2 separate regions of the Mus musculus genome follow, and region 2 is linked to region 1. A link is a loop called in an ENCODE intact Hi-C map of the cell type or tissue named here. Cell type or tissue: gastrocnemius. All regions are shown on one strand.

Region 1 (8,000 bases):
AATGGGATTACCCTGAAAGCAGAGCCCCCCAGCTGCTAATGGGTTCATTCTGGCCAGTTGGGAACCGGCTCCTGTCCCTACCCTATCCCCAGTGCAATCACCATGCAGACAGCAGGCTCACTGTCAAGCCCAGCATAGCCCACATTGACTACAAGGGGACTAATCAGGGTAGACTGAGCATTTGTGGAGAACATTGTAAGTCTCAGCAAGTTGAATGCTTTTGCTTTTTTCGTGTTTGTTTGCTTATAACATTTCACTGCACTCAATAAAAGCAGCCATTCCATGCTCCTCCTTCATGAGGGCTCCCAAGAGTCCAAGAACAAGCCTGGCCCCATTCAGCAGCTTCTTGCATGGTGCAGACCTGTTTTTTTTTGTTTTTTTTTTTCTCAATGCCAGCATTATGCCCAGTATCATCTGTCCTAAATTTATAACAATTGCAAAGCACATATAAAAATTTATCTATTTGGATTGAACAAAGAGAATGGCCTATATTGCTAAATGAATATTGAGAAAACATGTCTGAATCTCTGTCTCAGGAAAGACCAGATATGGGCACCTCTTCCCCCATTATGGGGTCATCTCAGGAGCCATGTTCCAACTGGCCAAGAGTCAATAACTTCTGGAAATCCCAGGCTCTGGGGCCATACCTATCCAGTCCCAGATAAGACCTGCTATCAGCTCTTAATGTTCTCTCTTCATAAAATAGAATTGATATTGGCAGCTCCTTTGAGGATTTGTGTGTGTGGTGCATGTATGTGTGTGTTTGCATGAGTGCAAGTGTTCATGCACACATGAGTGTGTGCATACAGAGACCGGAGATTGACACTAAGTCTCTTCCTCAATCACTCTCCACTCTGTCTATCTAGCCAGGGTGTCTCACTAAACCTGGGGTTTGCCAGTTCAGCTACTGTACTAGCTGTTTTGCTCAGAGAATCCCTTGCAGAATGATCACCACCTCTGACTTGCATTTATGTGGATGCTGAGGATCCAAACCTCTGGTCCACACACCTGTACGTCAAAAGCTTCATCCACTGAGCATCTCTCCAATGCTGACATGTGCCTTTAATCCCAGCACTCCAGAGGCATAGGCACACAGATCTCTGTGAGTTTGAAGCCAGCCTGGTCTAGTTCTAGGACAGCCAAGGCTACACAAAGAAACCCTGTCTCGATAAGAGAGAAAGTCACCGTGATAAAACATCTAGCATGGAATTGAGTATCCCTTCTTCCACTTTTTACACACAGAGCAGCTGTGACTTGGTTCCACTAGCTGGGGACCAAACACTAACAGCATCAGCCTGTCAGGACCGCCCACATTCAAACGACACCACCGTCCTAAGGGATGAGAAATGGAATTTCATTATGATTTGCTTTGCTTTGCTTTCACATGCTTATGTGTGTGTACAAGTGTGGGTGAGCACTTGCCAGAGGGCACATATGGAGGTCACAGGGCAACTTTTGAGAGCCAGGTCTATCCTTCCTTGCTGACTCTTATTGAGGCACAGTCTGTCTTTCTTGTTTCTGCTGCTGAGCTGTCTACTCCAGACTAGCTGGCCTAGGAGGTTTTGGGAGGTTCTCTGTCTCTGCTTACCATCTAGTCCTGGGAATGGTGGGATGCATGCTACTACAGCTAGCTTTTTATGAGGTTCTTGGGAATCAAACTCAGGTTGTGAGGCTTGTGCCCTCACCCATCGAATCATCTCCTGGCTCCTTAATTTACATTTCCTGAGTCACTAACCCCTACCATCTTATTATGGACTTGGTCACTTGCACATCTTCTTTGGAGGAATGTCTGTTTGCACCCTTGCCTGTTGTTATCTGGCGTGTTTTCTTGACTTGTCTTTTCCTGGGGTTCTGAGGACTAAATGAGACAATTCCTGACATCCTCACAGTGTGACTTCCGGAACACGGTGGCTATTGCTGGCCAACAGTAAGACCTGAAACTGCCTTCGTGGCAAACACCACACGGCAAAAATGGAAGGCAGAAGTTTCCAGCAGGCTCCCACCCCTGCTCACTCTGTACCTTTCCAGGCCTCACGGGGGTCACATGCTACTCACCTCACGGTTCCTACTTCTCGGGGTTTGGGCTAGCTCTACTCAGCCTGGCCTCTGCACATAACTGGGTCGCACGGGGGGGGGGGGGGAAGCATGGAGTGTTAGTTTAAGGTCTTATTTACCAGAGACAGAACACATGGACACTCTTGAAAACATGGTTAAACTTTGTAGATAGTCTGGGAATACTTCAGCCTATTCAGCACAGTATACACATTTGAAAAGAAAAAAGAAAAGAACAAGAAAGGGAAGGGAAGGGAAGGGAAAGGAAGGGGAGGGGAGGGGAGGGGAGGGAAGGGAAGGGAAGGGAAGGGAAGGGAAGGGAAGGGAAGGGAAGGGAAGGAAGCAGACTAAAGAATTCCTGAGAGCTAGTTGTCCCAGGAAATGCATGGTGACTCCCATATCATCTGTCTCTGGAAGGCCACTTACTCAGGAAAGATTTTTGATAACTCATTTTAGATGGGGTCTGTCCTCATCCCCACCTTCTGCTTCCCAGGGCGTCCCAAACATTCCTGGCCTCTCTTCTCTGGCCTACCTACCAGACTCCTTCTCCTTTCCTTTTGTGCATGGGCTGGGCCCTGAGCCTCCCAAACAACCCTGTTTATCATTCCCCAACCATGCTCTAAACAACCTTTCTCTAATGCTCTATTCTTGGAATCAAATCAGGACCGTTGCGGAACGGAAACAACATTGGCAGAGATGCAGGAAACGACACCCCCCCCCCAGCCCCTGCAGTATTCATTGCCGGTGTGAAGCCAGTGCTATACCTAGGAAGGAAGTTAAAGTCCCATCTTTATCATAGCTGGTGGCCATTTGAGAATGTTCTTTTCCATGGTCAAGGTCTGTCCCTGAGCTGTCAGGTCTGAAAGGTCAAAACTCACATCCAGCTGTCTGATCCATTCCCCTTTATATTCTGTGCAGTCCTGGATGTCACTTGCCTGGTTCCTGTTGTCTGTGCAATAACAGCTTGATTACCAGCAGCCCCTGAAGTACTTCATCTATTCTCTGGGCCAGGAAGGTCCCAGAGAGGTTCTGCTAGGACTTGACCCTAGTCATCTGTTGCAGTAGAAGACTGAGCTGGATTCTGGAGTAACCATCTATCGCTCGCTGTCTTTGAGAAGGAGGAAGACTGCATAGGGGGCTGGGAAGCTTCCAGAGGGCTAGCCTATATGGGAGACTCATTTTCCCAGTCAAAGGGCTGTATTGCTTCTCCACTGGGAATGTGGCCTTGGAGGTAAGAATTAAGCCTTCCTGGAACTCCATTCCCTGGGAATTAATTTCATATCTGATTCTCAGCCAGCTCTGTTCTTTGACAGCAAGAGTCTGTGCTGTCATGGAGGTCCTCAGCCTCTCTTTAGGCATCCTCAACAGAATGGGAAGAGTCCAAAGTCCTTTCAACTAGTGGAGATGGTGCCCCCTGCTGGTAAGCCGACCTAACCTCACCACAATGAAGGTTGCCCTGTTGTCTCTACAGCAGACTGTCAGGTCTCCCTTTCCTGTACCCTTGCCGATTTAGCTATCAAACCTCATTTTAGGGTCTGCTTTCTGAGACCACGTCTGGTAGAAACTTCTGGAAAGTGGGCTTTAGTTCAACCAATTTTTTGAACACAGGCTGCCTGGAGCAGTGGAACTGAGAAAGAGGACAATGGCCAGGTCTTCCCAGAGAGGAGAGACGCCAGAGGTCCACACTTCCTGGCAGCCACGGGAGCAAGGGCTGTGATCTGAAAGAGCATCTGGTGACATCTACAGCATCTGCCAGGCCACTGTTCGAGCCCCTCACCCATCTAGTCAGCTGACATGTCTCGGGTATCCTGAGGAGACATCCAGGGTCCCAGCTGCTTCGTGGGAGCTTGCATTCCGGACAGATGAGACAGTACAGGTCAGGACACAGCCACGGCAGCTACTTGAGCATCTGGTCAAAGCTGTCTAAGTGGGGCCACGAGGTCAGCAGGAATGAATGACAGGCTTATGGGCATGGAGGGTATAGGTATCCAGGCAAGAGAACTCCCGGTGGGCTTGGTTGAGGAGAATGTGTAGAGTACTTGGAAGCCAGGAAGACTATGAGCTCCCGTGGTGTCTGAGGCGCCTCAGGTCTTGGCATTGGCCTGGGTCCATCTTCTGATCCTTGCCTGCCAAGATTTCTCACTCCAGCAGAAATCTTCAAGGTCACAGTGTCCTGATGGACCTGTATGCCTTGTCCTCGATAATTATTTGGGAGGGCAAATAGTTGCTTAGTTAAGCTGACTTTGTACACTGGTCGACTAGACTTTTCTGGTAAGTGTTGGCCTAGGACTTTAGCAGCAGACGGATTTTGACCCTTTATTTGAGAAATAGGATAAAATGTCTTTGTCCCTCCCTCCCACAGAGCAGAGTGCTCTGTGATCATTAGTTTTAACTGTTTTCTGACACAATCTACAGTTATCTGGGAAGAGAGTGTTAGTGTGGAATTGTTTAGATCAGGTTAGTGAGTGTGGGGTTATCTTTTTTCATGACAACTGTCTTTTTATTTAGTAAGATTGTAACTGAAATATAATTGCATGACTTTCCCTCCTCCCTTTCCTCCCACTGGCCCTTAATATTTCCTCAAACCCTGCACATGTTGCTCCTCTTCAAGTTGCTAGCCTAGTTTTTGGGGGGCGGGGTTGTTGACTTTTTTTAAATCAAACTAATAAAATTTATTTTAAAATATACAACTTGGGCTGGTGAGATGACTTAGGGGGTAAGAGTACTGACTGTTTTTCCAGAGGTCATGAGTTCAAATCCCAGCAACCACATGGTGGTTCACAACCATCTGTAATGAGATCTGATGCCCTCTTCTGGTGTGTCTAAAGACAGCTTCAGTGTACTTATTTATAATAATAAGTAAATCTTAAAAAAAAATAAGATATACAACTCAGTATTGACATCTTTTTAAGTCACCACAATAATTTAGTGGGGGGTTATCTTGATTACATTAACTGATATAGGAAGATCCAGCCCACTGTGGGTGGCACCATTCCATAGGCAAGGGATGCTGCATAAGGGTAGAGAAATGAGTTGGGCAAGAGTTTGTGTGCACTAATCCTTGCTCTTTGCACTCGACTGTGGACGAGTCACAGTCGAGTCATAGATACACAAACAGTTCACTCAATTTCTTGTCACTATGATTTCACTATGATAGACTACCACCTGGAACTGTGAGCCAAATGAACCCTTTCTCCTATATCTTGCTTCTGTCTGAGTATTTTATCATAGCAACAGAAAAAAGAAACCCAGGCATGTGCCAATACAAATGATTCTGTATGTGTCTCCAAGGGTTTAAGCTACCCAGTCAGATCTCCAGCCTAGGGCTCCTAGCATGAAAAACTCAGATCAAACTGCACTGGGCCCCGACCCTGCCTTGGGAGGCAGCAGGGGTGGGGGCTTCCTTTTAGGCTTCTACATGCAACGAGGTTGCAGGACTCTCCCAAGCATCTTAACTACAACTCCTTCACTACCTGGTAAGGCGACAGAGGACTTCAAGGCCAGTAGTTTGCTACTGCACAACAGAAGGCAACTGTTTCTGGTGACAGCTGTCTCCCTAATTCCAGGCTCTCTCCCCTGTTGGATAAACTTCAGTCCCAGAAATGAATGTGAAAAAAGACAGTCATCCCACAATGGGAAATCAGAGGGTCTGTGATCATGTTTCCTACAAAGACATCCTTATTTCTTGGCTCCCTCTGACAATTTCAAACTTAAAATGATTAATAGTTAATATTATTGAGAAATAAGTTGAAGGTATAATGAAATATAAGGAATTAGAACAACTGTCCTACAACCACAACACTGGGAAATAATCTCCAAGAGTCTGAAACTATTGGACTGAGTTTTTCATTCATTCATTCATTCATCCTGTCTGTCTATCTGTCTCTTGCTCACACACACAGGGAGGGGCGTTACTGAGGCCACATTATATAAGGAACATTATAACTTTCCCTTTTTTTTATTAAAACCATGGTATGCTTCTAAATTATAGCCAGATTATTAAGAACCTTTTGAAAGAGCATCTCAAATAATAATTTAACCAGCATTCAACAATTGCCATGTGCCTGTGAAGGTTAAGGCTCAGTGTACTGTCTAGTTGTGTGAGGTTCTTTTGTTTGCTTTTGTCAACTTGACACAAGCTAGAGTCATCTAAGAAGAGGAATCCTCAACTGAGAAAAAGCCTTTATCAGATGGGCCTGTAGGCAAGTTTGTGGAGGGCATTTTCTTGATTAATGGTTGATGGGAAAGGGCCCAGCCCATTATGGGCAGCGCCACCCCTGGGCGGGTAGTGTATGAAAGGTAGCTGAGCCAGCTACAGGGAGCAAGGCAGTAAGCGGCACTTCTCCATGGCTCTGCTTCAGTTCCTGCCTTCAGGTTCTTGCCTTGAGCTCCTGCCTTCACTTTCCTCAGTGATGGACATCCTCTCCAAGATGCTTTTGGTCATGACCTTTATCACAGCAATGGAAAGCAAACTAGGCCAAGCTCTAAAACCACTCTGGAGTGTGGGCATGCCTGTGAGGGAGTTTCTAGTTCAGGTTAATGGAGGTGGGAAGACCCACCCTGAATGTGGGCAGCATCATCCCGTGCCCTGGGACCCTGGACTGAATAAGGAAAATGGCAATGGAACAACAGCATGCATCTCTCCCGCATCCTCACTGCGGGCACAGTGTGAGCAGTCGCCTCTGGGTCCCTGCCATCCTCGCCACGAGGGACAGCACCCTGAGAGAGTGAGCTGCAGCAAGTTCTTACTTTCACAGGTTGCTTCTGTCAGAGTTTCACGGCAGCAATAGGAGAAGGATCTAAAGTGCCTGCGTCTGTCTGAGATGTTGAGGTGCAGAGTGAGCAAAGCAAGTGGGATGAGCCATCCCTCCAGCTCCCTGACCATGCAGCTCACTTTCCAAGGGCCACTGAGGAAGACAGAAAGCAAGTGTCAAGAGTATCGCCTTGTATTACTTTAATAAGACACATACTTTGATGTGAGGCTGGAGCGCCAAATGTGGTATCCTTTTAAACTATATGTATATTTGCTTTCATCTATGGTGTTCTGCAATAACAATATTTAGTTAGTTAGTTATAAAGAGAATTTTTTAAAAAGACTTATGTATTTATTTAATATGAGTACACTGTAGCTATCTTCAGACACACCAGAAGAGCACATCAGATCCCATTACGGATGGTTGTGAGCCACCATGTGGTTGCTGGGAATTGAACTCAGGACCTCTGGAAGAGCAGTCAGTGCCCTTAACCTCTGAGCCATCTCTCCAGCCCTAAAAAGAATTAGCAACTGTTTCCTTTAGGTTTTGTTGAATTAACATACACTGGAGTCACCTGAAAAGAGGAATTCTCAACTGAAGAACAGCCTCCATAGTCTAGACTATGGCAGGTCTGCAGGGCATTCATAGAATTCATGACTGATGGGCAGGGCCATTCCTGGACAAGTTGGTGTGGACTGTATAAAAAAGCAAGCCGACCAAGGCATGAAAAGCAAGCCAAGAAGCAGTGTCTTCTGTGGCCCTGCTTCAGTTCTCAAATAACCATTCTTAGGAAGTCTTCCTTGTACAAAAGGAAACAGGTCCTACGTATCTGTATATGTCTGTATACACACATACAAATGTGTAAGGCAGTCCACTGACCCTGTGTAGTACCGTAATGATGTTTTCAAACACTTGGTGAGATCCAGCGGTATCTCAGTAGAAGCTTCACTACAATATCTTTTGATGTTGATGTAAATCTTCATTCAAAAGTGAGTCTCCTTGTAAAAATGTGCCCTTCTTTATGGAGTTTGAAGACTCAACAGGTGGACTGAATGTCATTGCTGCCATGCTCTATGTCTCAAAAAGTTCAACTGTAGGTCTTTGGCTCAGCTCCAGCTTGAGGGCCTCAGAGCCTTCAGATGGTGCAAGCAGATGTACTGCAAATCTTCACACAATGGGATGGTAAAGTCTCCA
Region 2 (8,000 bases), 140 kb before region 1:
GATGGCTTGTACAGAGCCTCTGTGTTGGCCCCTTGCAGATAGACACTGCCTAGAACAGTAATGTCCATCCCCAGGCTGGTGAGGAGGCAGGCAGGGCTGCTCAGGGTTAAGTGGAGTGCCCAAGTATGTTGGCAGTCAGCAGCACCAACAAGTGTTAAAAGACCATGGGGAGCAAGCAGTACCCATCTTTGCCAGCCTCCCACTCTGGACTGGATTGGCCAGCCGCCAGCTTCACACTGTAAAGCCAGGGGGAGGACCAGCTGGTGTCCAGGGTCTAGGCTTTAGGGAACCAGGCAGAGCACTAGTGAGTATGAGCTGTGATGGGTGGCTGCTGACCCAGCCTTCCTGTGTCCAGGACCAGAGTCAGAGGCAGGACTCAGGGCCCACCGCTGCAGAACAGGCAACTTGGAGATATTCACAGACGCACCAGGCCATCCTGGGCCCCTTTGGAGAGCTGCTGACGGAGGATGATCTTGTATACCTGGAGAAGCAGATCAACGACCTGCAGCTCCGGCGACGCTGCCAGGAGTATGAGAGTGAGTTGGGCCGGCTGGCAGCCCAGCTGCAGGCCCTCCTGCCCGAGCCCCTGGTCAGCATCACCGTCAACAGCCACTTTCTGCCCCGGGCTCCCGGCCTGGAAGACGAGGAAGCTCCAGTCCTGGCGACTGAACTCGAAGCCTCCGAGGAGCCGGGGAAGGCCGAGCCCAGAGGGCAGCCGCTGCCCTTCTGGTGCAGCCACATCGGTCGCCTGGTGCGCAGCATGTCCCTGCTGCTGAAGGGTATGAACGGGCTGGCACAGGGTGAGGAGAAACCACCCTCACCGGTCCCGCAGGACCTAGGCAAGGAGACCATTGCCGGCCCCTCCCGGAGCGAGGCCCAGCGCGAGATCCAAGAGTGCGGAGTGTCAGTTCGGACATTGCGGGGGAACTTCGAGTTTGCCCCTGATCTGCCCTGCGCCTTGAACTCGGGTCCCTGTGAGCTGGGGGTGCGGCCTGGCCAGTGTCTGAGAGGTTGCTGGTCGGCGCCGCCACAGCCCCGAGGCGACGCGATGGGTGGGGAGCCCGGGCCAGGCGACACAGAGGAGGCCAGCGACTCGGGCATCAGCTGCGAAGAGGCCCCGTCAGAGGCCGGCGCGGGTCCAGGGCTGGACCTGGCCAGCTTGCGCAAGGAGCGCATCGTCATGCTCTTCCTCGGCCATTGGAAGAAGTCAGCCTACACGCCCGCGCTCCGGACGGCAGCCTGCAGGACCCTGGAGGCTCAGCGTGCACGATCCAGGGGCCCAGAGGCCGCGGGTAGCCCCCGGCCGTCCTCCCCGCAGCCCAGCGATGGCCCTCGGCTTGGCCACCTGTGGCAGCAGCGTGGCATCATCACCCACCTGCTGGGCACCTGGAAAGCCATCATGGCGCACGTGCCCGCCCGGCAGCTGCGGAGGCTGAGCCGCAGGGAGCGTGGGCCCCTGTCTCCGGAGCAGTTCTTGCCGCACGTGGACGGGGCCCCCGTGCCCTACAACAGCCTCTCGCTGGACCTCTTCATGCTTGGCTACTTCCAGCTCCTGGAGTGCGACCTGCCAGCCGAGGAGCGCAAGATGCGCCACCTGCTGTGCTTCGAGGTTTTCGAGCATCTGGGCGCACACGGCTGGGAGGCTGTGCGAGCCTTCCATAAGGCAGTGACCGACGAGGTGGCCGCGGGTCGCCGCGCCTGGACCGACGGCTTTGAGGACATCAAAGCCCGCTTCTTCGGCTCCAGCCAGGGTCCCCCCTGGGACGTGGAGCCAGGTCGCAAGCTGGGCCTGACACCACTCGGGTCCTTGCCCCATGCTTCCCTTCCTGGCAGCGGCCCTGAACCTGCGGTGCCGCCGAGGCTGGGGTCTGATTCCCAGGGGAGCAGCTTCAACAGCGGAGACATCTGTGGCTACATCGACCGCAGCTTCGCATTCTGGAAGGAGAAAGAGGCTGAGATGTTTAACTTTGGAGAATGACTGTTCACCTGGTGCGATAGGACGCTGGGGGGGGGGGGGAGAGGTTTGGGGTTCCTTTGTTCATTCTTTGTGCTCCCCGGGGGTCAGGTGAAGTGGGCTGACTTCTGTCTGTCTTCATAGAGATCAGAGGTCTCTTAGGCCTTGGTGCCCATCTCTTCTGAGCAGTGACTGGGATCAAATCCTTCTCACTTGTGAGCACAGCCCTCAGACCCTCAAGTGGTCGTATGGGTCTGAGGGTCCTGCAGCCAAGGAGCTGGTTCTGTTTCCAGCTGTCACATGGGTGTCAGTTTTAATGGCTCAGGTGGTCTCAGCTACACGGCCACCTTCTCTACACCTCCCTTTGGGCCTCAGCTCTGGGCCTGCCTCTATTGTTTGTTTGTTTGTTTGTTTTCTGGCAACTTCCTATCTCTAAAACCAGAGGGAGCTGTGTCTAGAGTGACCAATCTCCCTGACAGGAGAGCTTCTGAGACCCCAAAGCCTCAAGGCAGACAAGTGGCCCTGCCCCGATTCTCCTGCTGGTCAGCATAGCTGCTATGGTATGAATGCTAGCAGCATCTCTTCTCTGGCACTGCCTGGACCCTGAAGGAAAGCTCTCTGTTAGGCCTTTGTCTTCCAGCTGACTAACCCTTCCAAGACCCTCAGATGGAGGCCGTGGCTGGGCCACAGGAGGTCCCTAAGAGCAAGGATACCAAGAGGTGAGGAACCCTTTGAATAGAAAGGTTGGTATCCTCTGGAGGGAAACTGGCCTTCAGAAGCTGGGAACAGCTTACAGCAAGGGGCAAACATAGCAGGGGTGTTCATGTGGACATCTGGGTGTCACCTTCCCACTTGGGCACAGAGAAAGGAGTTAAACACCTTGGGGATTCCAGGTACCATAGAGAGCCACAGGAGCCAGGTGCTAGAGAGGGATCCCTCCCCACCCCCAGATTGCTGACTGTAAGATAGAGCTTGTTTGATTCCCGCTTCTGGTGACAGACAGAAGGATGAGTCACCACCCACCTTATGGGGGCCAGGAGAACTGGCCTGGAATCCATGGAGGACTTTGGGGTAGTGACTTTTTGAGGAGAATACAACTGGCATGGGACAGGGATCTGCAGTCAAGTCTCTTAGGGGCAAAGCCATGCACAGTGGGGACAGGCCATCTCCAAGAGTCTCCTACAGTGTCCCCGCATTACCACTAGGGGGAGCAGGGAGTCCTAACCTTGGGCTCTGGGATGACAGTAGAAAGGCAGTCTATACAGACTCAAGACTATGTAAGGGTCCCATAGACGGGGACCTCCAGGGAGATAAAGTTGGCACAGGGCATGGGTTTTGGTGCTGGGGGAGCCACAAAGGGCAGTGGTACAGGTCCTGGCTCCAAGTTGCCTCCAGCCTGGGCCCACCTGGGACCTGCTCTGAGATGGTGGGGTGAATCCTCCTTTTCTGCCTTTGGCTTCCTCTGCCTTTAGAGTCTCATCAGAAGCTGAAGCTGGATATATGTTTGCTAAATAAAATTGCCACCACAATACCCACACACCAGCAAAAGCAAGTGCCCCCTCCCAGCCCCGGCCCTCTGGTGTAAGCTGCACCTTTTAAAGATGGTGGCACATTTTAGTTTGGTGAATTCACACTTGGAGTCTATTCTGGGGGAAATAACTGCATAGCTGATCCTCTTCATCACAGCACCCAAAATGGAAAGTGACCCGAAAGCCCGTGAATAGGAGCTGTGCCTGGTGTCACCTCCAGCCTTGGGAAGGAAGGTATCGCCATGTCCAGATGAAATTTAAACCTGTGTTCTCAAACCAATCTCCTCAAAGCTCATGATTCACCATCAAGTGATCAAAACAGTGACTTGGGCTCCTCCCGCGTCACGCCCAGACTCATGGTTGACAGTCTGTAAGGGATATTGTTATTTGCTGCTGGAGAGTTCTTCTTTATACTTTTCAAACCCGTGTGTGTGATTTTTTTTTTTTCCAAATCACCCTAGGCCTATTTTAAAGGTGCAGCCCTTGGAAGAAATCTGTCATTTTGAGATCCTAGTTGAAAGGGCAACAGAAACCCCATTTGTCTCCATTTAAGGACCAGGCCTGATTCCGAAAAGAAGGCCATAAGCGCCAGCTCCAGGAACAGCCTAAGGATACGCACAAAATGGGGAAATATCTCAGAATGAGCCACCTGTGCTGGGCAGCCCTATCTCATCCTATGGTTAAACATGACATAGAAATGCAGACCTCTAATCACCTGTGACCCACTAGCACTCACAAAGGAAATTTTAGATTACCCTACCTTTTAAAGTAACCTACCTTTATCTAGGGTAACCATTTCAAAAAATGGTTGGCCCCCCGCATGCTGGTTGTTTCTGCAGAATAAACACTCTTTGTTTTTGCATACTCTCTGAGGCTGGGGTCTTCCTTCAGCAATTTTCAGACCCTTATACTAGTGTTGTGTCTCCTGCCTGGTCTGTCATCTGATGATGCACCGAGCCTCTAGTGCCCGCATGGTCTGCTGGGGACCTGCTCACTTGGCACAGCCAGCACTCTCTGTGACAGAGCCTGTGTCACCATTCCTGTCCTTCACTCCCTCTAGACAGAGCAGGGAGGCACTGACCCTGCAAATGGGGTGTTAAGCAAAGCCTTCACCTTGCTTCAGTATCTTTCCCCTAAATGCCTCCCAGACAAGGACACCCATGAGGGTCCCCTATACCACATGAAGTTTAATATCAAAACCGGAGAGAGCGTCTCACTGTGGCCAAGAAACGAGGGACGAAGGAGAAGGTCATGGAGGTGAGTAAGGAGAGAAGCACAGAGCAGGGGCCCTGCACATGGCAGGCCCTGCAGGGCTCTCCTGGGGATGAACAAGTTCTTCCTGGGAATGAGGCTGTAGTGAGTGTCTGCTACATGAATGTCCCCAGCTGCTGTACCAGACAGGAAGATGTCATGTATCCAGCACTCTGCCAGGAGGGCTGTCCCTCAGGGCCACCTGGGACCCTGTCTGTGAGAACATCACTTCCATCCCTAGTGCCCTCCCAAAGCAGCATACCTATGGTTATTCTACATGTGAGAAGGAGGGAGGTACTGATGATACGGCCTAGCCTGCTCACCCAGGCTGAGGTGTCCCTTCTGTGCACTGAGGTATCCTACCTGTGCATTAAAGCACCCTGTACTGGCTGGTTTTGTGGTCAACTTAACACAAGCTGGAGTTATCACAGAGAAAGGACCCTCCCTTGAGGAAATGCCTCCATGAGATCCAGCTGTAAGATATTAGTGATCAAGGATGGGAGGGACCATTGTGGGTGGTACTATCCCTGGGCTGGTAGTCCTTGGTTCTATAAGAAAGCAAGCTGAGCAAGCCAGGGGAAACAAGCCAGTAACATCCCTCTGTGGCCCCTGCATCAGCTCCTGCTTCCTGACCTGCTTGAATTCCAGTTCTGACTTCCTTTGGTGATGAACAGCAACATGAAAGTGTATGCTGAATAAACACTTTCCTCCCCAACTTGCTTCTTGTTACCATGTTTTATGCAGGAATAGAAACTCTGACTAAGACAATTTGGTACCAGCATAGTGGGGTATTCCTATGACAACCTGACCATGTTTCGGGAGGACTGTGGAAGGACTTTGGAATTTTGGGCTAGAAGATCCATTCGGTGTTAAGAGCTCTGTGGGGTGTTCTGAAGGCGCTTGGAAGATAATGTTGAGAACAGTGCAGAAGATGGAGGCCTTGCTTGTGAAATTTCAGAGGGAAGATTAAAGACTCTTATCAGGGCCATTGCTGTTTTGATTGGGAAGATTCTGTAGTTCTGGTTAGCTGGGACTGAAGAATCAGCTGTGATTAACAAGATACCAGAACTAGTAAAGTGAAACCTTTGTATTACTGGGACAATTGATGCTGGTTACCTGGAGCTAAGAAATTAGCGGTGATTAAGAAGAGATTAAGAGCATCATTGAGGTGACATCTTCTGGGAAGTGTTTTCTGAGAGTACAGAGGCTGTGTTCCAGAGATAGCCAAGGTTGTACCTTGGGCTGTGGCTGGACTTGGTAATGTGTAAGAGTCATCCAGTTGGTACTGGTTTTGGAGGCATGAAGGGGTCATGAAGAGCAGCTGAGCTCGGCACTGTGAGAGGCCACGGAAGGTCATTGGTGAAGGTAGAAACCCTTTCCTCCCCAACTTGCTTCCTGGTCATGTTTTGTGCAGGAATAGAAACTGACTAAGATCCCCCTTACCTGGGAAGCTTGGCTCTCGCCCTCCTCAGTTCCCTGGCACAACCTGACGTTGGGTGGCATCAGTAACCTAGACTCTGTCTGTGAAGTGTGTCCCCATGAACCACACACTGCATGGAAGATTACAAACTTCAGCTGCTTTATTTTTAGATGACCCTATTTCTCCGCTGCCTGGAGCACCCAGGAAGGAGGGAAACACCAGGGCAGCCCAAGGCCAAGGCTTTGTTTGTTATGTAGAGAGAACCCCAGGCTCTCCCACCTGCACACCCAGGTGTCAGGGAGCCTGTCCATGCCCTGAGCACAGCCTTTACCCCTGAAGTCTCACCCACTTTCACCATGGACCCCAAGCTTTGAGACTAGGCTGACCAACCTGTGCTTACTCAAGATAAGTAAGCAACAAGTGCAAGCTGTTAAGTGCAAGCCCAGAGCAAGTGCAGAGCTAGCTCTAGATATGTCCCACAACAGTTAGGGAACCTCCCTGCTCCAAGAGCCCAAGAGACATCACCCTCTCAGGCGCCATGTTGTCCCATTCCACAGAGGGACCATGGCTATCTGGGTCCCTGTCAGTTCAGCATGAAGCAGTACAAGAAGGTCCTGAGCAACCTTCTATGGCCCGACAGACCCCAGTACAGACTCCTGCTGTCTCCACCCTGCATGTGTCTGTCTTACATTCTCGGCTCCCCCACCTCAGCCTAACTGCCCGGGATGAATCAAAGCACCAACTTGTCCAAGTTCCCTACTGCCCCTACTGTAACCCAGAGACCTCCTGTGTGATAGAGACAGTGTAGCTTTTCAAAGGAGACAGTCTTCGAAGAGCTGTGACCTCACTCCTCCCCCCCTTTCACCCATACAGAAGCTAAAAATACCCCTAAGTTCCCACGTGGTCTGCCCAGCCCAGCCTAGCCCAGCCCAGCAGGTCTCCTTTGTGGCCCACACTTCAGCCTAAGTCCTGCCCTTTGGTCTATGGTCTCAGCAAGGAGCCCTAAGGGAGTCTACTAACAGGTAAGACCAGGGGTTCTATAAGGAGGTGAGTTCTGGCTAAGCTTAGCAGAGCCGTCTACAGGCAAGGGGCTCCTGGGAGCTGGGTGGGCTCAGAGAGAGAAGTCGGACTTCAGGAATGCAGTCAGAGCTGCATTAGCAGGGCTGAATTAAAGCTATTGGCATGAGCATGCCCTGGTAAGACTCTGAACTCCCACTTTACCCTCCAGCCTCCGTGGGGCTACAGGGCAGCAGGTGTCTGAAGGTGTCTCTGAGGTCCCTTGGAGACGTGCAGCATGCACAGGCCTGGTTGAACCATTGTAGCTATGAGCCAAAGAGTCCAGCAGTGACCGGAATGCAAGGCCTGTGGGTGTTGCCTTGGGCACAGCCCTTCCTGCACATGCCTCAGCTAAAATACTATAACCCCAACCAGAGGCCTCCCTAAGAGGTTAGACAGAATGGATTCCTGGTGGCTTTGAGGGTCCTGAGCTTCCCTTTGTAGGCCTAAGCCAAGGCTGCTCCTTGAACATCCTCCTGAGTAGATGCTTAGGTAGGTCCCTGTGCTGTAGGAAGGAGAGGGCATGGGGATGGGGGTGTGGGTCTCAAGTGCCCAACCAGCCCCAAGCCGCAGGCCCTGTGGTTTGCCAGTTCACTGGATAGTGCTCATCCTTTGATGTCCCTGTGTTCTAGGAATCCACCAGTCTTGCTAATCCTCTATCACTGGTGACTGTGTGAGGGACCCCTGGGAGGGCAATACACTACCACTGTGCGGCTTTCAGCTGTGAGGGACTCTGTGTATACCCTCCCATCTCTCCTTAGCGTTGTCCCTCCCCCTCCCCCTTCATGCT

What was found. A loop is a pair of places that touch in the nucleus more often than their neighbours do. Peaks named below come from ENCODE experiments on the same cell type or tissue, not always from the same donor. Only the 100,000 strongest peaks of a DNase experiment are listed, where the experiment ranks them.
Region 2: a loop joins it to region 1, with 4 times the contacts of the local background. A loop is called at or near these places in 7 of 42 quality-filtered maps.

What each region holds. Positions count from the first base shown.
Region 1 is chr1:91,480,039-91,488,038 of GRCm38, forward strand. It overlaps Gm28382 (a long non-coding RNA gene), which reads left to right. Exons shown (of 3, transcript XR_003948697.1): 2 at 2,971-3,472; 3 at 3,661-4,737. It also overlaps the pseudogene Gm19085. Among named protein-coding and RNA genes, the nearest start is that of Gm28382, 5.3 kb to the left of the region's middle. In gastrocnemius, no CTCF peak of the experiment used is centred here; DNase peaks (open chromatin) are centred at 3,464, 3,806 and 4,121.
Region 2 is chr1:91,343,960-91,351,959 of GRCm38, forward strand. Espnl (espin-like) reads left to right here. Exons shown (of 9, transcript NM_001033292.3): 9 at 356-4,344. The coding sequence ends at 1,978. Klhl30 (kelch-like 30) reads left to right here and starts at 7,114. Exons shown (of 8, transcript NM_027551.2): 1 at 7,114-7,176. In gastrocnemius, CTCF peaks have their summits at 1,612 (motif pointing left) and 3,151 (motif pointing right); DNase peaks (open chromatin) are centred at 221, 1,156, 1,350, 1,547 and 2 more places; H3K4me3 peaks cover 2,276 bases; H3K27ac peaks cover 4,790 bases.